Regions from separate parts of the Homo sapiens genome. Here region 2 is linked to region 1. Evidence: read pairs that join two places in POLR2A ChIA-PET (ENCODE). Cell type or tissue: HCT116. All regions are shown on one strand. Each heading gives the region's core, and the rest is flanking DNA. Links, peaks and the distances in the headings are about the cores only.

What was found. ChIA-PET counts read pairs that join two places held together with the same protein. Peaks named below come from ENCODE experiments on the same cell type or tissue, not always from the same donor. Only the 100,000 strongest peaks of a DNase experiment are listed, where the experiment ranks them.
Region 2: POLR2A ChIA-PET joins it to region 1 with 10 read pairs; 1 of 35 experiments calls an interaction of 5 or more read pairs at or near these places.

What each region holds. Positions count from the first base shown.
Region 1 is chr9:136,687,243-136,697,351 of GRCh38, forward strand. It overlaps AGPAT2 (1-acylglycerol-3-phosphate O-acyltransferase 2), which reads right to left and starts at 215. Exons shown (of 6, transcript NM_006412.4): 1 at 1-215. The coding sequence starts at 115. RefSeq lists silencers at 192-391, 862-941 and an enhancer at 9,846-10,109. In HCT116, for the core only: a CTCF peak has its summit at 7,133 (motif pointing left); DNase peaks (open chromatin) are centred at 6,759, 7,099 and 8,369; H3K4me3 peaks cover 2,062 bases; H3K27ac peaks cover 2,861 bases.
Region 2 is chr9:136,570,616-136,583,443 of GRCh38, forward strand. LOC124902311 (a long non-coding RNA gene) reads right to left here and starts at 7,062. Exons shown (of 2, transcript XR_007061866.1): 1 at 6,609-7,062; 2 at 4,937-5,349. RefSeq lists enhancers at 1-3,280, 190-717, 1,244-1,771, 6,015-6,134, 8,175-8,701 and 3 more. In HCT116, for the core only: no CTCF peak of the experiment used is centred there; DNase peaks (open chromatin) are centred at 7,556 and 8,906; H3K4me3 peaks cover 2,769 bases; H3K27ac peaks cover 2,768 bases.

The sequences.
Region 1 (10,109 bases), core at 4,765-9,764:
TGAAGCACAGCGCGCAGTACAGGGCGACCTTGGCGTAGAACTCGGCCGCGCGGCTCAGCTGCACCAGCAGCAGCAGCAACAGCAGCGCCGCGGCCAGACACGGCCACAGCTCCATGGCCCGGCCCGGCGCCCGACGGCGCCGCCAGCTCGCTCCCGCTCCCGCTCCCGCTTCTCCCCCGCGCGCTCAGGCCCCTTATTGCGAGGGCGGCGGGGCTGGGCGGGGCGGGGCGCGGCGTGGGGGAGGAGCGCGCGGCAGGGAAGGGCTAGGTGCGGCGCCCCGCCCCGACACTGTCCCCAACAACGCCCCGACACGGTCCCCTCACCAGGCCCCGCCCCGCCACTGTCCCCAACCCCGCCCCGACACGGCCCCCCCTTCCCGCCCTGGGTCACCCGGCCCGGACCTCCCCTCCACGCTCCCTCCCCACAGCCTTCTGCCAGGTTACCGAGGCTCTGGCGCTCTGCTCCCACCCTCCCGGTCCCAGGGGACCCCCCCATCATGGCTTGCCGGTGGCTCGGGCTCTGGCGCTGCCCCCCATGGTCTGGGCCTCCTGCCCCGCCCGGTGCCCCCTCCCCCCGCTGCCGGGGCAGCCACAGGCTCCCGCGCGCAGAACCACAGCTCCCCAAGGGCGTAAAACCAGCGGGGATGCGCCCGTGCCAGGCCGGTGGCCACGCAAAGGGCCGCCGGAACCGCCCCCGAGTGACCAGTGGCCACCTGGCAGAAAGCCTGGCTCTTAGGGTGTTCTCGGTCCCCTGCGGGGAGACTCGTGGGGGCGCGCAGGCCAACTGGGGCGTGTGTCTGGGCGGGGCTGGGTTGCCCCACCCTGGGTGCCAGAAGTAGCCTTGTCACCAGGGACGCTCCGGGGGCAGGCGAGGTGGGTGTCAGGTGGCGGCGTTCACATCCGCTTGGCAGCACGGCCAGCGTGGCAGGGCAAGGTGCAGCTGGGACAAGGGCAGCAGTCACCTGGCCCGGCCCCCACCCGGCGTCCCACCTCAGGGAGCAGATGGAGATTGAAAAGCAGTTTCCTGGGGTCCCTCCTCATAGGGACTCTTGGGTTTGCTGCAGTTGCGGGAGTGCTGGCCGCCCTGCGCTCTAACGGGTCAGCAGGGGAGCACGGCCCCTCTTTTTTCAGATGCAGAGTTGAGCTGTTAAAACATTTCCCTGAACATTGTAACCACCCCCCAAACTGTACTGAGAGAATGACAAATACAGAAACTGCTCTTCAAATGAATGGGGAACTGCGGTCCTGAAGGACGTGGGGTCTCGCTGCCTGGGCTCAGCAGCCCCTGCCCAGGCGGTCCCAGCTTTTCTTGAAAGTGGAGACACATCCTTTTGCCTTAGGCCTGTAGGCATCTTACAGCGAAACCCAGGAGAGCATTTTCCAGCCCAGTCTCCTTCCAGATCCATATGGGCTTCATCTGGAATCAGCTTGGAGGGCCTGGCTTGACCTCTTTCCACGCTTGGAGCCGGAACTGCACACCCCGCAGCCGGGAGGTCTGAGAGCTGCACTGCTGTGCCTCTGAGAGGCTGAGAGGTGGCTGCTGACGGCTGCGGGGTTTTCATCTTCCAGGGCAGATGAGGTGGGTGCACCCTGCAGACAGGAGTGCCGCTGCCGGGAGCTGGGGGATGCGGGGGTGTGGGCTGGGGTCCCAGGTGGACTTCCTGGAGGAGTGGGGCTTCACAGCACCTTCAGCTGGAGGCTCTGTGCACCCAGGTCCCGAGCAGGTTGTACCCTGGCTGTGGAATCCAGTCCTCACAACCATCAGGCCTGTCCAGGGGCTTTACATGCCAGCCCCCTTCTTGTCCTTTACCTCCCAGCCCACCGACCTTTCCAGGGTGGCCACCATCTTCCTGCACCCCTAGGTGACTGTGTGTGTGTTGGACACCTCTCCCTCCTCTCCTCCCCCCGGAATGGAGCCCGTGGGGCCTCATCTGTTTTGTGCACCATGTGCGACCAGCACTCAGGCCAATGTCTGGCACATAGCAGGTGCTCAGCACACACTTTCCATAGTAGCAAAGGCATCCCCATTTTACAGAGGGAAAACTGAGGCTCTCAAGGGTGAACACCAGACAGCCGGGACGTGACAGAGGAAAAGAGGCTGACTCTGAGCCGGAAGACTCCTGCCAGGGCTGGCAGGAACAGTGCCAGGGCAGCACACGGTGACCCTGTTGCCTCCCCAGACAAGGTGGGGTTTTGCCCACTGCTCTCCTGAAGAGGGTGAGACCTAATTTCACCTCCTCCCTCTTCTCTGCACCTTGCAGAAGTGTTGAGAGAAACGTCCACTTTTCCTCCGACAAGATCCAAGAGGAGGCGGGCCAGGGACTTGGGGAGTGATGAGGAAGTACTGTGTATTTTAATATAATGCCACATTTGGGAAGCTAACACATTATTTGTTTCTAGAAGTAAAGCTCCAGAGAATCTTATGGGCTGGCAGAGATGCCAAGAAAAGAGATTTTCTTCTTCTTTTTTTTTTTTTGAGACGGAGTCTCGCTCTGTCACCCAGGCTGGAGTGCAGTGGCGTGATCTCGGCTCACTGCAAGCTCTGCCCCCTGGGTTCAAGAGATTCTCCTACCTCAACCTCTTGAGTAGCTGGGATTACAGGCGCCCGACACCACACCCGGCTAATTTTTGTATTTTTAATAGAGACAGGGTTTTGTCATGTTGGCCAGGCTGGTCTCAAACTCTTGACCTCAAGTGATCTGCCCGCTTCGGCCTCCCGAAGTGCTGGGATTACAGATGTGAGCCACCGCGCCCAGCCTAGAAAAGAGATTTTCTCTAAAATGAGTGCTTCTCACCCAGGGAGGGCTGGCATGGGCTCTGCTGGGTTTATCCCAAGAGTGTGGTGAGGGACTGGGAGCCTGGTTCTGTTGTGTAGGGATGGCCAGCGCCCTGTCTGACCCTTGAGATGCCCTCAGCTACCAGGGGCAGGGAGTGCTGGGCCGGTGGTGGCCGTGCGGCTGTACCCACCCAAGGACAGCTGAGAGTCCTCCTGGGCATTTGCTGGGACCCGGCCAGACAGCGCATGACACCAGGTGACAGTGAGAGCTGAGTTGGCACCGGCTGCTGAGGCCCGGGGAGCCCACACAGCTCAGGGAGCGAGTGAGGACGGAAGGACCAGCCAAGCCTCTCCAATTCCAGGAAGCAGAGATGAAGCCAGTGCTGTGTGGCCCAGGAAGGACTGGCAGGGGCAGGGCAGCCGGGCTTTGAAGACCAGTCCATCTGGCTTTAAACCTAAACCCTGAGTTAGCCAAGGCACCAGAGCCTCGGTTTCCTCATCTGTAAAGTGGAGACGTGACGCTCGCCGTGCCCAGTGTGTGACAGGAGGCAGCTGCCGGGCTGGCGGGGCACATGGGCCTGACTAGGCCTCTCCCCAAAGACCTGCCCCGGAGAGACACCAGGACAAGAGCCAGGGAAGGGGAGAGCTTCTCGGCAGCTGGAGACACGGGGACGTGTGGCCAGGGGGCAGCCACGGCACAGCTGGGCCTCGGGCTGGACCCTTCAGGGGCTCCTTCCTTCCAGGGAGGACATCAAAGCCTGGCTTGGGGGCTGGACGGGGAGGCCAGGCTATGCCGGGACCTCAGCCTGCACAGAGTGGCTGAGGTCCAAGCCGGGCATGCCTGGGGCTCTCGGGCAGAGCGTACCCTGGCCGACGGGTTGTCCGGCCTCCTGGTGGGTGTGCTGGGCGCAATGCCATTCCCACCACCTGTAAATAAAGCAGCCTGTGAATCTTTCATGGGTTTGTGCTTAAAAATAGATGAGGTGAGCCCTCTGGGCTGGCTGCCCAGACCTCTGCAGCAGGCGGGGCGGTCCACACTCTCCCTAGGGAGTCAGGGAGGGCGGGTGAGGGCTCCAAGGGGCGCTGGCCAGGGCACGTGGGACCTTGGGACATATGGCCCCAGATGTAGGAGCCAACAGGAGGTCACGCCTTTGGATGTCCCATCCGGAGCTCTTAGGTCACAGGCTGGGGTGGGAGTGAGGGGCAGAGCACACCCCACAGGGTCCTTCTCCTGCCAGGATGATGTCTGGGCTGGGAGACAGAGGACAGAGGTGGATGGAGAGGACAGGGGCGGGGAGGCATCAGGAGACAGAAGGGAGGAGACGGCCCAGGGAGGAGGGGCCCACACTGCAGTAGCCCTTCCCTGCCCAGAGCAGCTGTGCCCTATGCACGGCCTCTCGCACCCAGCACACCTGTGTCTAAGTGGAGCCTCTGAGGAGCAGGGAGCCCGGGCAAGTCGGGCTCCGTGGCAGGAAGTACCAGAGCAGACGCAGAGCTCCGGCCTCTGACGCAGCCATGGCTGGAGCTCACACAGGACCACGGAGGCCCAGAGGGTGCCTGGGTCCCAGTCCGAGAGGGGTGTGGTGTGGGGCTGAAGAGCCCAGGGTCAGGGTCAGGCAGCCCGACCCAGCGAGGAGACCCTGGGTGACCTTGGATCAGCCCTGCCTCTCTAGGCCTCAGTTTCCCTTTCGTGCAGGGTGCGTGTGATGATTCAGTGGGACCGAGGCTTGGGACGGCCCAGGCCAGCCCAAGCAAGGCAGGGATGAAGGCCCAGCCCCCAGCCTCGGCCTCACCCCATGGCTTTTTACTCACTGCTGAGGGCGGCGTCCAATCAGGCCTAGGGCCTCCAAGCCCCCTCCTCTGGTATCTCGCCTAGGGCACAGGAGGGAGGCAAGTGCCCCAGAGAATGGGCGGTTCAGGAGCCCCCTCCACTACCAAGGCTGCCCCACCCACCACAGCGGGCTCTGCTCCCTGAGCCCCTCCAAGGGCCTCCCGACTGTGGCGGGGCTTGGAGCAGCTGATCCCACTGGGGCAGAGGAGCCGAGGTCCCAACCCCAGCAAGCGGGGGCAGGGGGGCCTGGGCTGCAGTCGGCTCCTCCTTCACCCTTCCCCCAAATACCTCCAGAGCACCTATTTCCCCAGTTTCCCCACCGGCAGTGGTGTCCAGGGGCTTGGCTCTTGCAGGGTGGCCCTGGCTCTGGCCCTGCGCCCTGCCCATGATGTGGTCGGAAGGGCCTTTGGCAGCACCGGTCCAAGCCTTAGCAAACCCAACTGGGGGCTCAGAGCCGCCCCCCAATTTCGGGAGCGACTTCACCTTTCCACAGGATCATCCTCTTGGCAAGATGAGGCTGAGGCCGGGGGTTCGGGGCTCAGCATCGAAAGCCGGGGCCTGGGTGCCACAGGCCGTGACCTCTTCCACCAAATGAGAGAAACGGCAAGACCTCCAGGAAGGGCCGTCGGAGCCCAGACGAGGCTGCAGCTTCCTTTGGTGAAGCGTCCGAGGGCCGGCTCTGGCGCCTACAGGGGCTTCCGACGCTGGGTCCTTCTCAGGCTGAGCGCCGCACTCCCACGGCCACCCGGGTGGTGCACACAGTTTCCAGGGTGTCCAGGCAGCCCCCAGTGGACCTGGTGTCCACGTCCTCCTCTGAACCATGCCAGGCCTGGGCCGTGGGCATCCGTGCTGCCGTGTGGGGCAGGGGCCTGTGTCCTGGGGCCGTGTCAGGCCTGGGCTCCTGTGGGCAGAGGCAGGCGGGCTTCCCTCCCCACCCGACCGCCCACCCGTGGGTTCGCTTCCAACACCCTCTACTCTGCTCCTGGCCCATGGCAGGTGCCCCATTGGTGAGTGAATGAGTGACGGAAGGAGGGAGGAATCCGCCCTTCCGATCCCAGTGGCAGCGTGGACTGTGCAGAGCCTGGAGCCCTCAGTCGTCAGGGGCCACCTGGGAAACGACGCACCGAGAGCCTCTGGACATCCTGGGAAGGAGCGGCCTTCGGGGATGGTGGCTGGGCTTCAGCCAGCACCAGGGGCAGCCTCCGAGATCCAGACAATGGGGCAATGACTGGGACCCAGTGAGGGAGGAGAAGAGGATCTGGAGCCTGGGAACCTAAGGCTGTTTCACGCTGACTCCGTAGAACAAAATCAAATGGAAACACATCAGCTACAACAGGAAATAACCTCTCCGTTTACATAGGGCATATACCAAGTAACCAGTGGAAACCTCTGGAGCATATTTAGACCCCAGGCAGTTCTGTAACAGGGCTCCCGACCCCCTGTGCTCAGCCCGGCTCCCACTGCACTGTGGAGTGCGCGTTCATGTTCCACACGTCTCTGCCTTTGCTGCTTCCTTCTTCCGTTGCTTTGTGCATTTTGTCCAATTCTTTGTTCATGATGCCAAGAACCTGGACACCCTCTGCCGGACATGAGGCTGTGCTGACCTGCCCTCGGCTCGGCCGGCGTCTGCCCCACACTCTCCATTTTCTTCTTTTCCATCCCAGAGGGTTGGGGTGTCTGAGCCCAAGTTGAATTCCAGGTGGAGCTGTGACTTAAATGTCATCAAGGAGACTCCAGCAGGAGTCCAGAGGCCACAGTGAGGGCGGGCGCACGGCAGGCAGGGAGAGAGAGAGGAGGGCAGGACCTGGGTGAGGAGGGAACCAGAGGAGCTGCCCCGGGCGCCTAGCCCAGCTGTGCAGGTTGTGCACTGCACAAGCCTAGAGGGTGTCAGCAACACTAACTACACCTGCAGCCGTGCCTTCCGGAGCAGAGGACACAGGGCTCTGGCCTTTGACCTATACCACGCCCCTTACCACCCCAAGGCCTCAGCACAAGAGCCCTGAGTGCAGGTGAGTAGGTCAGGTCCTCTTGCCTCTGGGTAAGAGGTGAGGGTTAAGGTCCAGCAGCTCAGCCACCCAGCTCCCACCCTCCCCGCCCTGCCGCACCCTGCCTGAGTCACAGCCCCGTCTGAGTCACAGCCTTGGGCAGGTGTGGCAGACGGTGGCCATCCCTGCCGAGCTGACTGCAGCCCTGCCTGCTCCTGGGAGCCGCCTTCCGAGAGCCTGCAGGTCACCTGTGCTGCCCCTGGCAGGGTTGCCAGATTTATCAAACAAAACAAAAACCTAGGGCTCAGGTTAGATCTGCACTTCAGATTGGCAAGGAAGAATATTTTGGCATAAACGTGTCCCGTGTAATATGGGGACATACTTATACTAAAAAATGTTATTTGTTGTTTATCTGAAACTCAGATCTAACTGGGTGTCCTGTATTTCAGCTGGCGACCCCTTCCCCAGCCTAGGGCCAAGTCCAGCAAGGCCGCCCCTGGATTCTCCCCAAGGCCTCTGCGAAGGGCTGGGCAGCACTGCCCTCTGGTGGACAGGCCCCGGGATGGGGTAGGGTGGGGTGGGGTGGAGGCAGCGCCAGGCCACAGGGCAGAGGGACGGAGGGATGACGGGGGACATGTGGCCCCAGACGCGGGAGCCCACAGGAGGTCACGCCTTTGGATCTACCATCCTTCGTCCTTAAAGCGTCCCCAGGGGCACTTGCCACTTGCCATGCTCCAACCTTCCGCACAATCCGAGTCCTCTGATGAGCGCTGGGCTGGGCGGGTACCACCCCAGGAATCCGCGGCCCCTCCAATACTCAGCAGCGCCAGGCAGGAGCCTCCCAGCCCCACCCACGGGGTGCGTCCTCCGAGCAGTGGGTGCCCCCGGGCCGCTAGTGGGAACCAGCATGGAGCGGCCCTGAGACTGCGGCTCTGCCTGCATGACTGGAGCTGCACAGGCGCCTCCGAGCGTTTGAGGTGCACTGAAGTTCCTCCCCTCTGCAAGTCCACCCATCGTAGTTTCTGGGCTTGGGGAATTAGTTTTCCCTCCCTCCCTCCCTCCCTCCCTTCTCTTCCTTTCTCCTTCCCCATTCCTGCCAGTTTCTGGGTGTCCTTCATCCGCATCCCCGGCGCCCCCAGTTTGCTGTTGCTCAATGGCCAGGACCCTCCGCACAGGGCGCGATGCCTGGGGGCCCCGGGCCCTTTGCCTTCAGGGGCTCCTTCCTTGATAAAAATACATTGAAAATTATATTTTATGAGTGTGTTGGTGTAAAGACAGATACAATCTTCCACTCTAAACATTCATTTCCAGCCGGGCGCAGTGGCTCACACCTGTAATCCCAGCACTTTGGGAGTTCAAGGCGGGCAGATCATGAGGTCAGCAGCTCGAGACCAGCCTGGCCAACATGTGAAACCCAGTCTCTACCAAAAATACAAAAATTAGCCAGGCATGCTGGCAGGTGCCTGTAATCCCAGCTACTTGGGAGGCTGGGGCAGGAGAACCGCTTGAGCCTGGGAAGTGGAGATTGCAGTGAGCTGAGATCGTGCCATTGCACTCCAGCCTGGGCAACAGAGTAAGACTCTGTCTCAAAAAAACAAAAACAAAAACACTTTCTTTAAATGACATTAACCTCGCCCTGTTGTTGCTCAGTCACCTGTATAAATAAAGGCAGACACATTCTCTTGCCAGCACACTGCACTGCCCAGCACTGTGGGGCCTGGCTGGGCACAGTGCCCGGGCCCTGGGCCTTCCTCCTCCCCAGCCTCCCAGAGAACCCTGCTGAGAGCACCTGGCTGCGGCCCTGGGGCGACGTCAGGTGGCTCTGTTTTCACGCCACCTTCTTAATAAGCAGGCAGAAGCCAGGCGGGCCAGGAGAATGTGTCCTAGCCCGCAAGACAGATGGTCAAGAGGCCTGGCAGGAGCCCAGTGTCTGCCTGGTGAGACCACAGCTGGTCAGGAGCCCATCCCCACAGGCCCAGGGTCATGGTAGGCTGCACCCCCTGGGGAAAGCCTGCCTTCAGGGAGCTCGGCCTTGTGGGGGAGCCCCACACGTCCCCCCAGGCAGGCACCCGGGTCCTGATCCGTCTGAGCTTTAGGTGAAACCCCCCTTCCCTCTGTGCATCCTGCTCCATCTCCTAGGCTCACCTTCTGTCGAGGAGGGCTGAGCGTCCCCCGCGGAGTCGAGCACAGCAGGGCCAGGATCTTCTCAGGGACCCCCCGTGCCAGCTGCACGCACGGCTCTCCGCAGGGCTGGTGAACCTGTTCCCTGGAGGAATTTACACACCACGGGCTCACACGGCCAGTGCCGATGTGCACTGCTCCCCTTACGTGACATGGGACGGTGACAGGTGTTCGGCCGCCTGCTGTCTTTGCACGTCCATGTGCCCTGAGTGTCTCCGGCCAGGGCCACCTGGCACCAGCTGCTGTCTGTGCCACAGCACCGGTTCTAACCAGCCCCGCCGAGGGGCCCCGGGCGCCCAGGAAGCCACACACCAACACTCCCACCAAGGGCTGTGGGTTGCACAGACCAAGCCCAGAAGCCCACGGGAGGGCAGGAGGTGACAGATGCTGGGAGGTGAGGGTCCCTGGGGCCCCCTGGGGCCTGGCCACCGCACACCCTGTAGGACACACTAGGTCTAGACAGGTAGACTGTGATTAAAACACAATAGGAGGCCTGGAGATTCGACCTGGTGCAGAACTTCCCTGGGCGACACCAGACCCTGCAACACAGGCCCTCAGCAGATTCTCACCGCAGCCCCGACAGCAGGGTGGGCTCCAGGCTGTGCGGGTGAACAGCTGGGGTGTCAAGAGGAGGAGCTGCCCCTCCAAGTCACGTGGTTGAGGCCGTGCAGCCAGGACTGGGGTCTCCTAGGCCAGTCCAGGACTCAGCTCTCCACCACTGCCTGCACCTCCACCCCCCAGCCTGGCGGAGCCTGGGGGGCCTGGGGCGCAAATGAGGCCCAAAGATGTTTTTATTCAGATTGCAAGATTCCTCCCCCTCCTCCCTCCCCTCCCCCTCCTCCCTCCCCTCCCCCTCCTCCCTCCCCTCCCCCTCCTCCCTGCCCTCCTTCCCCTCCCCTCCTCCCTCCCCTCCCCCTCCTCCCTCCCCTCCCCCTCCTCCCTGGCCTCCTTCCCCTCCCCCTCCTCCCTCCCCTCCCCCTCCTCCCTCCCCTCCTTCCCCCTCCTCCTCCTCCTTCCCCCTCCTCCTCCCCCCTCCCCCTCCTCCTCCCCCCTCCCCCTCCTCCTCCCCCTCCCCCTCCTCCTTCCCCCTCCCCCTCCTCCTTCCCCCTCCTATCATCCCTCTCTTTTCCCCTCTTCCCTCTCCCTTCTCCTCCTTCCTCCATCCTTATCTCAACACCCTTGCTGGTCTCTCAGGAGCTTCTAGAGGGAGGAAAAGAAGGTCACAGCTCCACTGAGGGACCCTGATCAGGCCGAAGTCCAGCCAGGCTCAGGGGGAGGCCAAGGGGACTCTGGACTGGGAGCGTCAGGAGCCGCAGGGTCAGCGGCCTGAGCCCAAG
Region 2 (12,828 bases), core at 4,595-9,594, 120 kb before region 1:
TTTGGTGCCCCCTGCACATCTCTCCTTCCCTTGCTGGGTGGCCCTGCTGGAGCCCTTCGCCCTGTCCCCCAGGGGGCCAGTGGGCTGGCACTGCCCCACCCCGAGATGGAAGGGAAGAGCTGCCCACCCCGAGCTGGGGAATGAGCAGCTCCCGGGCCTCTGGGGGCCCTGGCCAATCCCCTGGCCCCGGCCGGTATGCTGGTTCTCAGTGCCTGGCTGCCGGGGCCAGGGACAAAGGGAAGGGTAGGGCCCTCACCCACTCCCCAGCCTCTCCACAGCCTCCACAGAAAACCTGCTTCCAGGACAGCACGACGCCCCACGGCTGGGACAGACAGGGGACAGACCCCTGTGCCCAGGGCCTCCTGGCTGCCCTGGCCTCCTTTCCCCTAGGTCCTGGCCTCTTCCCTCCTTTGTCCTCCTGAGGCCCCCACAACCCTCCCCTCCCTCGCCTGCCGTCACCCCCGGACAGGTCCCACCTCCCGGCCTTCGCACACAGTTCCTTCTGCCTGGTGTGCGTCTCCTGGGAGCCCGGGAGCCGTGGTGCTGACTCTGGGCCGGCCTCTCCTTCTGACGTTTATCGGCCGCTCACCTCCCACGCCCTGGGAGTCGTTACCACCTCCCCAGTTTCACAGACGGAGACACAGGGAGTCGTTACCACCTCCCCAGTTTCACAGACAGAGAGACAGACACAGAGACAGAGACACAGAGCCCCGACACTCAGAGCTGGGGTCAGTCCCAGGCGGCCTCAGCCACCACACCGCGCCACGCCCTCGGTGAGGATCCAAAGAGCCAACATTCTAGGGGGCTGAAGGGCAGTGTGGGGGCTTCAGGGATATTCCCCACTTGGTCCTTCCTGGCTGTCCCCACTGAGAACAGCCCTTCCTAGTCCCATTTCTGAGTGAGCTGGGGTTCCTGGAGTGAAGGCCATGGCTTCAAATGTAGGCCGGGGCAGCCTCCCCCGGGTTCCTCCTCCCCGTGTGGACAGCTCAAGTCCCTGCAGTCCCCTCCACCCTGGCCCTTCCCTGCTGTCCTGTGGGGTTTGCTGGGGAATCTGAAAGGCCTTGGAGGGAACAGGAACCAGGTCCTAGGAGCCCGCAGGGACTTCTGAGCTGCTGGCAGTCTCCCCACGCTGGCCGAGCTCACAGCCCCAGCGCTGGCCCAGAGTGAAGGTCTGCACGATGGACCCCATGCAGCCGCCCACATGGCCTTCGGCCTGTCGGTCAGGAGGCCTCGCCCTTCTCACGTCCTTAGTGGATTTCCTCCCTTCCTCTGTCCCCTTCTGCCCCATCTCAGCTTCCCATCTCCCCCACGCCCTCCCCACCTTGGGCTGAAAGCAGATACCTTCTCAGGACGGGGTCTCCTGTGCCATTTTACTGCTGAGACCACTGAGGCCAACAGAGTGGCTACAGGGTTGCTGGCAGTTGTAGCCACCCAGGTCAATGGCACTCCCGGGAATTGTGCAGTTTACAACCGGCACCACTGTGCTTGGCAGCTCTTGATGACTCCTACTTGGTGCTTAAACCTGGCCAGTCTCATCTCTCCCTACCCTCTGTGCTGACAGGCTCGAGTGACAGCAAGCGTCAGAGGCTTGGGGGTGCGGGGCCGGCCCCTTGGTGGGCTCTGCCAGCATTCTTGGGATGCCTGTGTCCATTCAGCAGTCAAGGCACTCACTATGCAAACATGCAGGGCCTCACACAATGGTCCCCGCCAGACTTTCCCACCTCCTCTCTACCCCCATTGTCCTTCCCTCTGGGGAAGGGCAGCATAGCCAGGAGGCAGAGACAGAGCCAGTGCCTTTCTGCAGGGCGGGTGTACCCAGAGATGAAGGGCCATGCACATAAGACACTGATGAATGAGGCCAGCGTCCCCAGAAACGCGGCCCTGGAAGCTGCCCCAGCCCAGGCCGGAGGGAGGGGCTGTCCCACCTCCCTGTCCCTCCCGCATCTCTGGACCTGAAGCTCAGACCCTGGGAACTCCCTTCGGGTGGAGGGGGCTGGCTTGTCGGACCTCCCGCCTCAGCGTGGTCCACTCCCTTCCCTCCAGCTCAGTGCAGCCTCCTCTGGGTCTGGCCCCTCACAGCATTGCCCTTGTCACAGGAAATTGTCATCACCCACAGCTTGTCACCCTGTCCCTCTGCCAAGGTCTGAGTTTGAGAGCACAGGGCCTACCTTGCAGGGTTGAGCTCTGTCTGCCCAGTGCAGCAGTGTGGGATGAGTGAATAAGCAACCGGTGGGCCCTTCCCCATGAGGCCCTGCAGGCATGCTGAGTTTCCACCTGCCCTGGGCACCTGTCTCTGCGTTCCGCCCCGCTCTGCGCTCTCTCACCAGCTCTGGACACCAGTGGGCACGGCTCCCTTCTCACCTGCAACGTGGAACTTAGAGACAGTCCCTTATCACAGCCCGAAAACCTCCTTCCTCGGTCTTTTCTTTGCTCGTCGAATATTCTGCTGTGCTGTGTGGCGTGCACAGGCCAGCGATGAGTATGTAGGTTTTTCCTGAGAAGCTAAGGAGCTGCGCTGCAATGACCTCGTCCCCAAGATCACCACAGGCAGCACGACTTCCTCGAAGCAGGGTCAAAGGATTCGTCCTTCTGAGAGATTTTTCCGAGTTGCCCTCTGTAGGGAGTGCAACCACTTACAACACTTGCTGGTCCCTGCCTCCTCCCGGTGCAGACAACACCATGTAATCAAAGCCATGGCCAACCTGATAGGAAACACGCTGTCAGTGCCGTTTTAGTTTGCATTTCTCTCACCAAGAAGGAGGTGGAGGACCAGGCGCGGCGGCTCACGCCTGAAATCCCAGCACTTGGGAGGCCGAGGCAGGCAGATCACCTGAAGTCAGGAGTTCAAGACCAGCCTGGCCAACATGGCGCGGCCCCATCTCTACTAAAAATACAAAAACTAGCCGGGCACGGTGCCACACACCTGTCATCCCAGCTACTTGGGAGGCTGAGACAGGAGAATCGCTTGAACCCGAGAGTTGGAGGTGGCAGTGAGCTGAGATCGCACCACTGCACTCCAGCCTGGGGGACAGAGCGAGACTCTGTCTCACACATACAAAAAAAAAAAAGAGTGGGGGAGCATCTTTTTGCATGTTTATGGAGCATTTGTTTTTCCTTTCGTGTGAATGCTCTGTTCGTATTCTTTGCTTTCCATTTTTTCCCTGTGCTGGATTATAACCTCATTATTGATTTGTTAGAGCTCTTTCTAAATGAGAGAATTCAGCCCTTCGAGGGGGATAGAGTTCACAAGGAATTTCCCCGCTTGCCTAAACAGCAGACTTTGACTTTGCTTAATGTGGTTGTTGCTACGCAGAAATTTTATTTTATGGAGTTGAATTCATTTATTTATGTATTTGAGGCCGAGTCTTGCTGTGTCCCCAGGCTGGAGGGCAGTGGTGTGATCACGGCTCACTGCAGCCTCTGCCTCCTGAGCTCAAGCGATCCTCCCACCTCAGCCTCCTGGGTAACTGAAACCGCAGGCATGTGCCATCACGCCCAGCTAATTTTTGCTTTTTTTTTTTTTTTTGTAAAAACAGGGTTTCTCCATGTTGCCCAGGCTGGTCTCAAACTCCTGAACTCAAACGTCCACCCGCCTCGGTCTCTTAAAGTTCTGGGATTACAGGCATAAGCCATCGCGCCCAGCCTATGGAATTGAATTTATTTTTAAAAATTTATGTGTTGGATTTTTGTATTTTGCATCATGCTTAGGAAGGTCTCGCCTCAAGCTTCTAAAGATGCATCTTCTGTTGCTTTCTAGACTTTGTGGTTTTATTTTTTACATTGAAATCTCAGATCCATCTGAAATTTATTTTGGTATGAGGTGTGAGACATTCAACTTTATTTTTTCTGGATGGCTCCCCGGCTTCCCAGGTGTGGAGGGGTTTTTGAATGATCTGTTTTTATCACTGATTTGACATTCTGTCTTTGTCACATGCCACATTCCTTATCTGTTTGAGTCTGTTTCTGGACTCGGCGCCGTTGGTCTTCGTGCCTATTCTTGTGCCAGTATCACTCTGTTTTAACCACTGTGGGGATTTTTTTGTTTTGTTTTGTTTTTTCTTGAGACGGAGTTTCGCTCTTGTTGCCCAGTCTGGAGTGCAGTGGCGCGATCTCAGCGCACTGTAACCTCCGCCTCCCAGGTTCAAGTGATTCTCCTGCCTCAGCCTTCCAAGTAGCTGGGATTACAGCCATGCGCCACCACCATGCCTGGCTAATTTTTGTAGTTTTTGAGTAGAGGCGGGGTTTCACCATGCTGGCCAGGCTGGTCTTAAACTCCTGACTTCAGGTAATCCGCCCGCCTCGGCCTCCCAAAGTTCTGGGATTACAGGCGTCAGCCACCGCGCCGGGCCACATCCTCCCTTTCCTAACACCCATCTGTGAACAGGCCTCGCTCTGCCACTGCTCGGCCGAGTCTGTCCTCATGAGGCAGCTTTTTGTTTTGTTTTGTTTTGTTTGTTTGTTTGTTTTGAGACAGAGTCTCGCTCTGTCACCCAGGCTGGAGTGCAGTGGTGTGATCTCGGCTCACTGCAACCTCTGCCTCCTCAGTTCAAGCAATTCTCCTGCCACAGCCTCCTGAGTAGCTGGGATTACAGACATGCACCACCACGCCTGGCTAATTTTTGTATTTTTAATGGAGATGGGGTTTCACCATCTTGGCCAGACTGGTCTTGAACTCCTGACCTCAGGTGATCCACCCACCTCAGCCTCCCAAAGTGCCGGGATTACAGGCCTGAGCCACCGCGCCCGGCCCTGATAAGGCTGTTACACCTCAGCGTCCGGGACACAATTTGGTTACTTAGAACATCAGCAACGGAGCTGTGCTGCTCTACAAAGATCTCAGCGATGTCTGATCCAGCCCCCTGTGGTACAGATGGGGAAACTGAGGCACAAAGCAGCAGCGTGATCTGTGGAAGATCACAAAAGGAGACAGGGGGTGTCAGGCACAACCGTCAGCACCGGAGTTTATTGGGCACCTCCGAGGGGCCGGGTGTAGGTGGAGTCCGAGGGGCCAGGTGCAGGTGGAGGACCTGCCGTTGTTGTCTGGTTTTACCCTCTCTCGTAAGGCTGGGCCTGAGTCCTGGCGAGAAGGGCAAGGCGCGGAGAGGCAGTGGACTGGCCTGAGGCCGCACCACCAGCGGGGCGGGGAGGACCAGGTCTGGAGCCGGGAGGTCTACACCTCTGGGGTCTGCTGATCTCCAGCTCTGCTGGCCTGCAGTGTTTTGGCTGCTGGCCTCTGCTGGGAGCTGGGGGAGGGTGGGGTGGCCTGGCAGAGGCCGAGGAGCCCAGCCCCACTTGAATCCAAGGCCGCGTGTCTGCAGGTTGGGGGTATCAGGGAGCAAGTCCAGCCACCTGGAAGAGGAGCCGAGGCAGAGGCTGAGGGTCCAGACAGAGGCCTCCTGCCTGCCCAGCTCTGCCAGTCGCTGTCACACACCGATGCTTGCAGAGACATAACAGGGTGTGGAGGTGACCGGGTGGCCTGGCAGGACCCCCAACAGGCACAGTCACCCGGGATCCGGCAGAGGACACCTTGTCAGGGCAGGCCTTGTGTGCAAAAACAGGTGCCGCGGGCCCAGCCTGCCCAGCCTGCCCAGCCTGGGGCCCGGACTCCACAAGATCTGGGGCTGCACCCAGCCCCCTGCCAGCCCCCTGCCAGCCCCCTGCCAGCCCCCTGCCTTCCCTCCATTTTCACCACCACATGCTTCTCTCTCTCCTCGTTCAGTCTCCCTCCCAAAGCTTCATTCCTGCCCGTTCATCAAGCCGTGTTTGCACATGAGGTGCTGTGCCAGGCCAAGGACCTCACTGCCAGCTGGGCCTGGCAAGGAGAGGGGAACTGACTCATCCTGGGAGCCCAGGGTGGTGGGGCTTTCCCCACTTGGGCCAGGGTAGTGGTGAGGAGGCTGTCTCCGGAGAGGCTGAGGTGAGGGCAGGAGTAGCGAGAAGATTTAGGGTCGTGGCAAGGCTGGCCTAGGCCCTGTGGGGTGGCAGGAGAGGGCAGAGCCCGGGACTCGGGTCCCCACTTCCAGCGGAGGCTGGGCTGTCAGGAGGGCCACACCCTCATCCACTCCTCAGTGCCCCCTCGTCCACTCCAGAGGACACAGTGGTCCCTGCCTCTTGGCCTCCCACCCTTGGCTCACAGCGCTCTGCTGGGAACTCCCCTCACTCCCCTTGAGTAACTGGGGGCCTTTGTTCCCCAGAGCAGTGAGCCAAATGGTGAATGGTGGCCCCCAAGAGCCATGTCCACCTCCCAAGTCCCGGAACCTGCAGATGTGCAGATGGAAACTTGTTTTTTTGTTTGTTTGTTTGTTTGTTTTTGGAGACAGACTCTCACTCTATCCCCCAAGCTGCAGTGCAGTGGCACGATCTCGGCTCACTGCAACCTCCGCCTCCCGGGTTCAAGCGATTCTCATGCCTCAGCTTCCTGAGTAGCTGGGATTACAGGCATCCACCGCCACACCCGGCTAATTTTGGTATTTTTAGTAGAGACGGGGTTTCACCACATTGGCCAGGCTGGTCTTGAACTCCTGACCTCAAGTGATCCGCCCGCCTCGGCCTCCCACAGTGCTGGGATTTCAGGTGTGAGCCGCCGCAAAGCCCAGCTGGAAACTTACTTGGAATTAGGGTCTTCGCAGTTGTGATCGAGGTAGGGATCTCCAGCAGATGATATTATCCTGGAGTACCTGGAAGGGCCCTAAATCCAGTGACAGGTGTCCTTCTAAGAGGTAGAAGAGGAGGCACAGACACAGAGAACAGGAGGCCACTTGGCAGTGGCGTGTGGAAATCTGAGTAGACAGTGGCTGAGGCTTCCCCCGTGCCTGTCGGCCCCATCCAGGCTCCAGGAAGAAGGAGGTGTCTGTCCTTTTCTCTCTCACGCTGTGTCCTCAGCACCTAGAACGTAACAGGTATTTGTCTGCGGATGGACACAAAAAGAGGCGAGACTGGATCAGAGATCCCAGCGAGCAGCGCCCAGGCTCCAGGGCCGGAGGAGCTGCGGGGCTCGGACAAACCCCAGGTGCTGGCGGCATCACCGCGGGCTCCTTTGACTTCAAGACCCATAAGTGTAAGGCCGGGTGCGGTGGCTCACGCCTGTAATCCCAGCACTTTGGGAGGCTGAGGTGGGTGGATCACGAGGTCAGGAGATCGAGACCATCCTGACTAACACGGTGAAACCCCGTCTCTACTAAAAATACAAAAAAATTAGCCGGGCGTGGTTGCGGGTGCCTGTAGTCCCAGCTACTCAGGAGGCTGAGGCAGGAGAATGGCATGAGCCCGGGAGGCGGAGCTTGCAGTGAGCCGAGATCGCGCCACTGCACTCCAGCCTGGGCGACAGAGCGAGACTCCATTTCAAAAAAAAAAAAAAAAAAAAAAAAAGACCCGTAAGTGTTCCCAGTCTTCCAGAAAATGCTGATTGCATCTAAAGAAGTAATCCCATAAACTGGAGGTAAATCTGCGCAAGAACGCGGGCTTTGGTTAAGATGGTTTTGGACAGGTGGAAACCAGCCAGCTCTGACGGTTCCAGCATGGGAGTGTGTGGCACGTAGGCATCCCTATCGTGACCATGCAGTCATCGCGCTGCGCTGCTGGCCTGGCACCTCCCGGATACCAAACACCCAGACAGCACCTCCTGCTGAAATCCCCACAAACACGGCCGGGGGACACTGAGGCCCAGAGGGTGGGGTGTGGGGGTGGCCTCGGGGCATGAGCCAGGCTCTGGGCCCCTCCCCACACCGGGGCTAGCTGGCTAGCTATTTCTCTTCCTGAGTGATGAGAACTTCGAGGCAGGGACGTTCTCTGAAAAGCCAGATACAACCTGAGCCCGCTGTGGTGCAGCAGTCGAGCCGCCGGGCGCCCCCACCGCTGTGGCCCAGGAGCCCTGCGCTGGGGAACCCTGATTTCCTGGCGGGAGGCTGTGTCTGTGGGACTCTGATTCACAATAGCGGGAAGATTCAAAGTGACAGGGTGAGGCTGTCAGTCCCAAGCCATGTCCCCTGAGAACACCATCAACCTGGAGTGTAAAATGTGACAAGGAAGAGGCTGGAAGGGGCCGCCCTCCCATCCCACTCCCCGGGGTCCGTGGGGCAGACCTTCACCTGCAAGTTTGCAGCCTGGACCAGGCAGCTTCTCAGGAAGCCCAGCCGGGAAGCTCTGTTGGGGAGCACTCTCCCCACCCAGCAACGTTCAGGGGCCTGGCCTGGGGCGGGGCCTGTAGTCAGAGGTCCCCGAGGCTGGGGGCCCACATGAGCCCAGCAGGGACTGCCATTCCCAAAGAAGTTATTTTTATGCCATAAGTGCTTGTGGGAAAGTGAGGGGGACCCATGGGAGGCAAGGGAAACATTGAGACCCCAGTCACGGGCAAGAAGGAAGGAACTGTTTGCTCCAATGAGGCTGCGCCCACCCCAGCCTGGGGAGGGACATGTGGGCGGGGCACCACAGGAGGAACAAGCTGGCCTTCTCCCACCTGGCTGAATGCCAGGGGTCAGGGGGAGGGTGGTGGCCCCACATCACAGGGCCCCTGGTCCTCCCAGGGGATGTGGCTGGGCGCTGGGGGAGGGGCTTGGAGCTCCACACTGGGGCCAGGCGCCTGGCCTCCGAAGGAGATGTGGGGTCTCTGGGACCCTCACCTCTGCCTTTAGCTCCGATTCAGGGCTCATTCTGGCCACTGAGCATGGCCGGGGATGGGGGCCCTGCCCCACACACTGGGTGCTGAAATGAGCCTGTTCAGACAGGACCCACGCAGTTTGTCTCCCTCAAAATCCAGGTGCCTCCTTCAGTTCCCAGCTGTGTTGAGCCACCTGGGGCCCAGGGCAGCCCTGGCAGGGCAGGGATGGTGTCTGCCCAGCTCTGCCTTCGGCCAGGCCCCCAGACCGTTTGAGGCTTCAGCCTCAAACCGGGACCTCCAGCAGGGTGAGCCTCCTGCAGGCAGTGCTCTTCCCCTGCGCTCACCTGCAGCCTCTGGGGCCCAACCCAAGACCCGCTTAGAAGGTAGCACATCCTGCTGGGAATACCCGCCCCTGCCTGGGCCTCCCCTCCCTCACCCCTACCTCTCCTTCACTCAGTCACTCGCTCGCTCACTCATTCACTCACTCCTTCACTCAATCACTCACTCACTCACTCATTCACTCACTCATTCACTCATTCACTCACTCATTCACTCCTTCGCTCATTCATTCACTCACTCATTTACTCACTCATTCATTCACTCACCCACTCATTCACTCACTTGCTCATTCACTCACTCACTCATTCCCTCACTCATTCTCTCTCACTCCCTGACTCATTCACTCACTCACTCATTCCCTCACTCACTCATTCCCTCACTCATTCCCTCACTCATTCTCTCACTCACTCCCTGACTCATTCACTCACTCACTCATTCACTCACTTATTCCCTCATTCATTCACTCATTCACTCACTCATTCACTCATTCACTCGTTCACTTACTCACTCACTCACTCGTTCACTCACTCATTCACTCACTCACTCACTCGTTCACTCATTCACTCACTCACTCACTCGTTCACTCACTCACTCACTCACTCGTTCACTCACTCACTCACTCATTCACTCACTCATTCACTCACTCACTCGTTCACTCACTCATTCACTCACTCACTCGTTCACTCACTCATTCACTCACTCACTCACTCGTTCACTCACTCACTCATTCCCTCACTCACTCGTTCACTCACTCACTTATTTGCTCACTCATTCACTCACTCACTCATTCACTCATTCCCTCATTCACTCACTCACTCACTCGTTCACTCACTCACTCATTCCCTCACTCACTCGTTCACTCACTCACTTATTCGCTCACTCATTCACTCACTCACTCATTCACTCATTCCCTCATTCATTCACTCATTCCCTCACTCACTCATTCACTCACTCACTCACTCATTCGCTCGTTCACTCACTCACTCATTTGCTCGTTCACTCACTCACTCATTTGCTCACTCACTCACTCATTCACTCACTCACTCATTCACTCACTCATTCACTCACTCACTCATTCACTCACTCATTCACTCACTCACTCATTCACTCACTCGTTCACTCATTCACTCACTCACTCACTCGTTCACTCACTCACTCACTCACTCGTTCACTCACTCACTCACTCATTCACTCACTCATTCACTCACTCACTCGTTCACTCACTCATTCACTCACTCACTCGTTCACTCACTCATTCACTCACTCACTCACTCGTTCACTCACTCACTCATTCCCTCACTCACTCGTTCACTCACTCACTTATTTGCTCACTCATTCACTCACTCACTCATTCACTCATTCCCTCATTCACTCACTCACTCACTCGTTCACTCACTCACTCATTCCCTCACTCACTCGTTCACTCACTCACTTATTCGCTCACTCATTCACTCACTCACTCATTCACTCATTCCCTCATTCATTCACTCATTCCCTCACTCACTCATTCACTCACTCACTCACTCATTCGCTCGTTCACTCACTCACTCATTTGCTCGTTCACTCACTCACTCATTTGCTCACTCACTCACTCATTCACTCACTCACTCATTCACTCACTCATTCACTCACTCACTCATTCACTCACTCATTCACTCACTCACTCATTCCCTCACTCACTCATTCCCTCACTCACTCATTCGCTCGTTCACTCACTCACTCATTTGCTCATTCACTCACTCACTCATTTGCTCACTCACTCATTCATTCACTCATTCCCTCATTCATTCACTCACTCATTCACTCACTCATTCACTCGTTCACTCACTCACTCACTCGTTCACTCACTCACTCATTCACTCATTCACTTGTTCACTCACTCACTCATTCACTCACTCATTCACTCACCCACTCATTCACTCACTCATTCACTCACTCATTCACTCACTCACTCATTCCCTCACTCACCCATTCACTCACTCACTCACTCACTCATTCACTCACTCACTCACTCATTCACTCACTCATTCCCTCATTCATTCACTCATTCACTCACTCACTCACTCATTCACTCACTCATTCACTCACTCATTCACTCACTCATTCACTCGCTTACTCACTCACTCGCTCACTTACTCATTCACTTGCTCACTCACTCGCTCACTTACTCGTTCACTCACTCACTCCCTCGCTCATTCACTCCCTCGCTCCCTCACTCACTCGCTAACTTACTCATTCACTCACTCACTCACTCCCTTGCTCATTCACTCCCTCACTCACCCACTCTCTCACTCTTCAATCACTCACTCATTCACGCATTCATTCACTCACTCATTCACTCACTCATTCGCTCACTCACTCATTCACTCACTCACTCATTCACTCGCTCATTCACTCACTCACTCATTCACTCGCTCATTCACTCACTCACTCATTTACTCACTCACTCATTCAGTCCTTCACTCACTCACTCAGTCATTCAGTCACTCACTCACTTATTCACTCATTCACTCATTCACTCACTCATTCACTCTTTCATTCACTCACTCATTCATTTGCTCACTCCTTCAGTCACTCACTCACCCACACACTCACCCACTCACTCACCCACTCATTCACTCAATCACTCATTCACTCGCTCATTGACTCTCAGTCAGTCACTCACTCATTCACTCACTCATTCATTCATTTGCTCACTCATTCATTCACTAACTCACCCACTCATTCACAAACTCATTCACTCATACACTCACTCATTCACTCTCACTTATTCAGTTGCTCACTCACCCACTCACTCATTCACTCACTCACTTGCTCATTTACTCACTGAATCACTCACCCATTCACTTACTCATTCAGTCACTCACTCATTTGCTCACTCATTCATTCACTCATTCGTCCATCCATTTATTCAACAGATGTTGTCTGAGCCCAGCTGTACACCAGACACAGAGATAAGGGAGGTAGGGAGACAGGAAAAAGGGAGGAAGGAGGGAGCCTCATGGCATAGGAACCAACTGACCGCCTCTGTATCCAGTGCCCTGTGGGCTGTTGCAGGCAGGAGGCACTGGATGTTCCTGGGGAAGGTTGCCACCCGTGTCACAGGTGGGGCCAGGCCTGCCGTGTGGCCCACTGGCCCCTGTGGCTGTTCTTCTGCACTTGAGTCTCTCCTGGTAGGCACCATGCACCGTGGAAGCCTGAAACGGGTCCTGGGACAGCAGGACAGGGCAGCGTGTGTTTCTGAGGCCTCTCAGCTCCCTGAGACATAGGTGGGCAAAGGGGACACTGCCAGCCACACCTTCCTGGCCTTGCCCTTAAGGTGCCTGGAGTCAGGTGCTTCGTCTCCAGAGAGACCCAGGGATGGGCCAAGCATGAGCTGCCCCTGACCCACTGGGCACCTGTCACTGAGGGAGGGCCACCCCCCACTATCCTGGCCCAGCTCAGGGAAGCCCACCTATGCCTCCTTGGGTTCCCAGCCACGCTGAGCCACCTGGGGCCTTCGATAGCCAAGACAGTGCTTGGCAGGGTGGGGCAGAGATGGAGTGTGTCTGCATCCACCTGTGCCTGCCTGTGCCCAACTGTGCCAACCTGTGTCTGCCTGTGCCCACCTGTACTCACCTGTGCCTACCCATGCCCATTGTGCCTGCCTAGGGCCTTATCTGATGGGCCTGCTGCATCCCTGGAGAGCCTCTCTCTGCCTCTCCTTGCTTGGGGGCACCCCTCCAGGCTGGCTAGCCGGCTCCAGCCCATCTCAGTGTGGCCTGAGATAAGGGCCCAGCTCAAAGCTGCTTTGTTCAGCCAACAAAAGGACATTTCTGCAGCACCCTGGGAGCTGGGCCATGGGCTGGCCCGGGCTGGCCCAGGCTGGGGAGGCCCGGGCCCAGTGCAGGCAC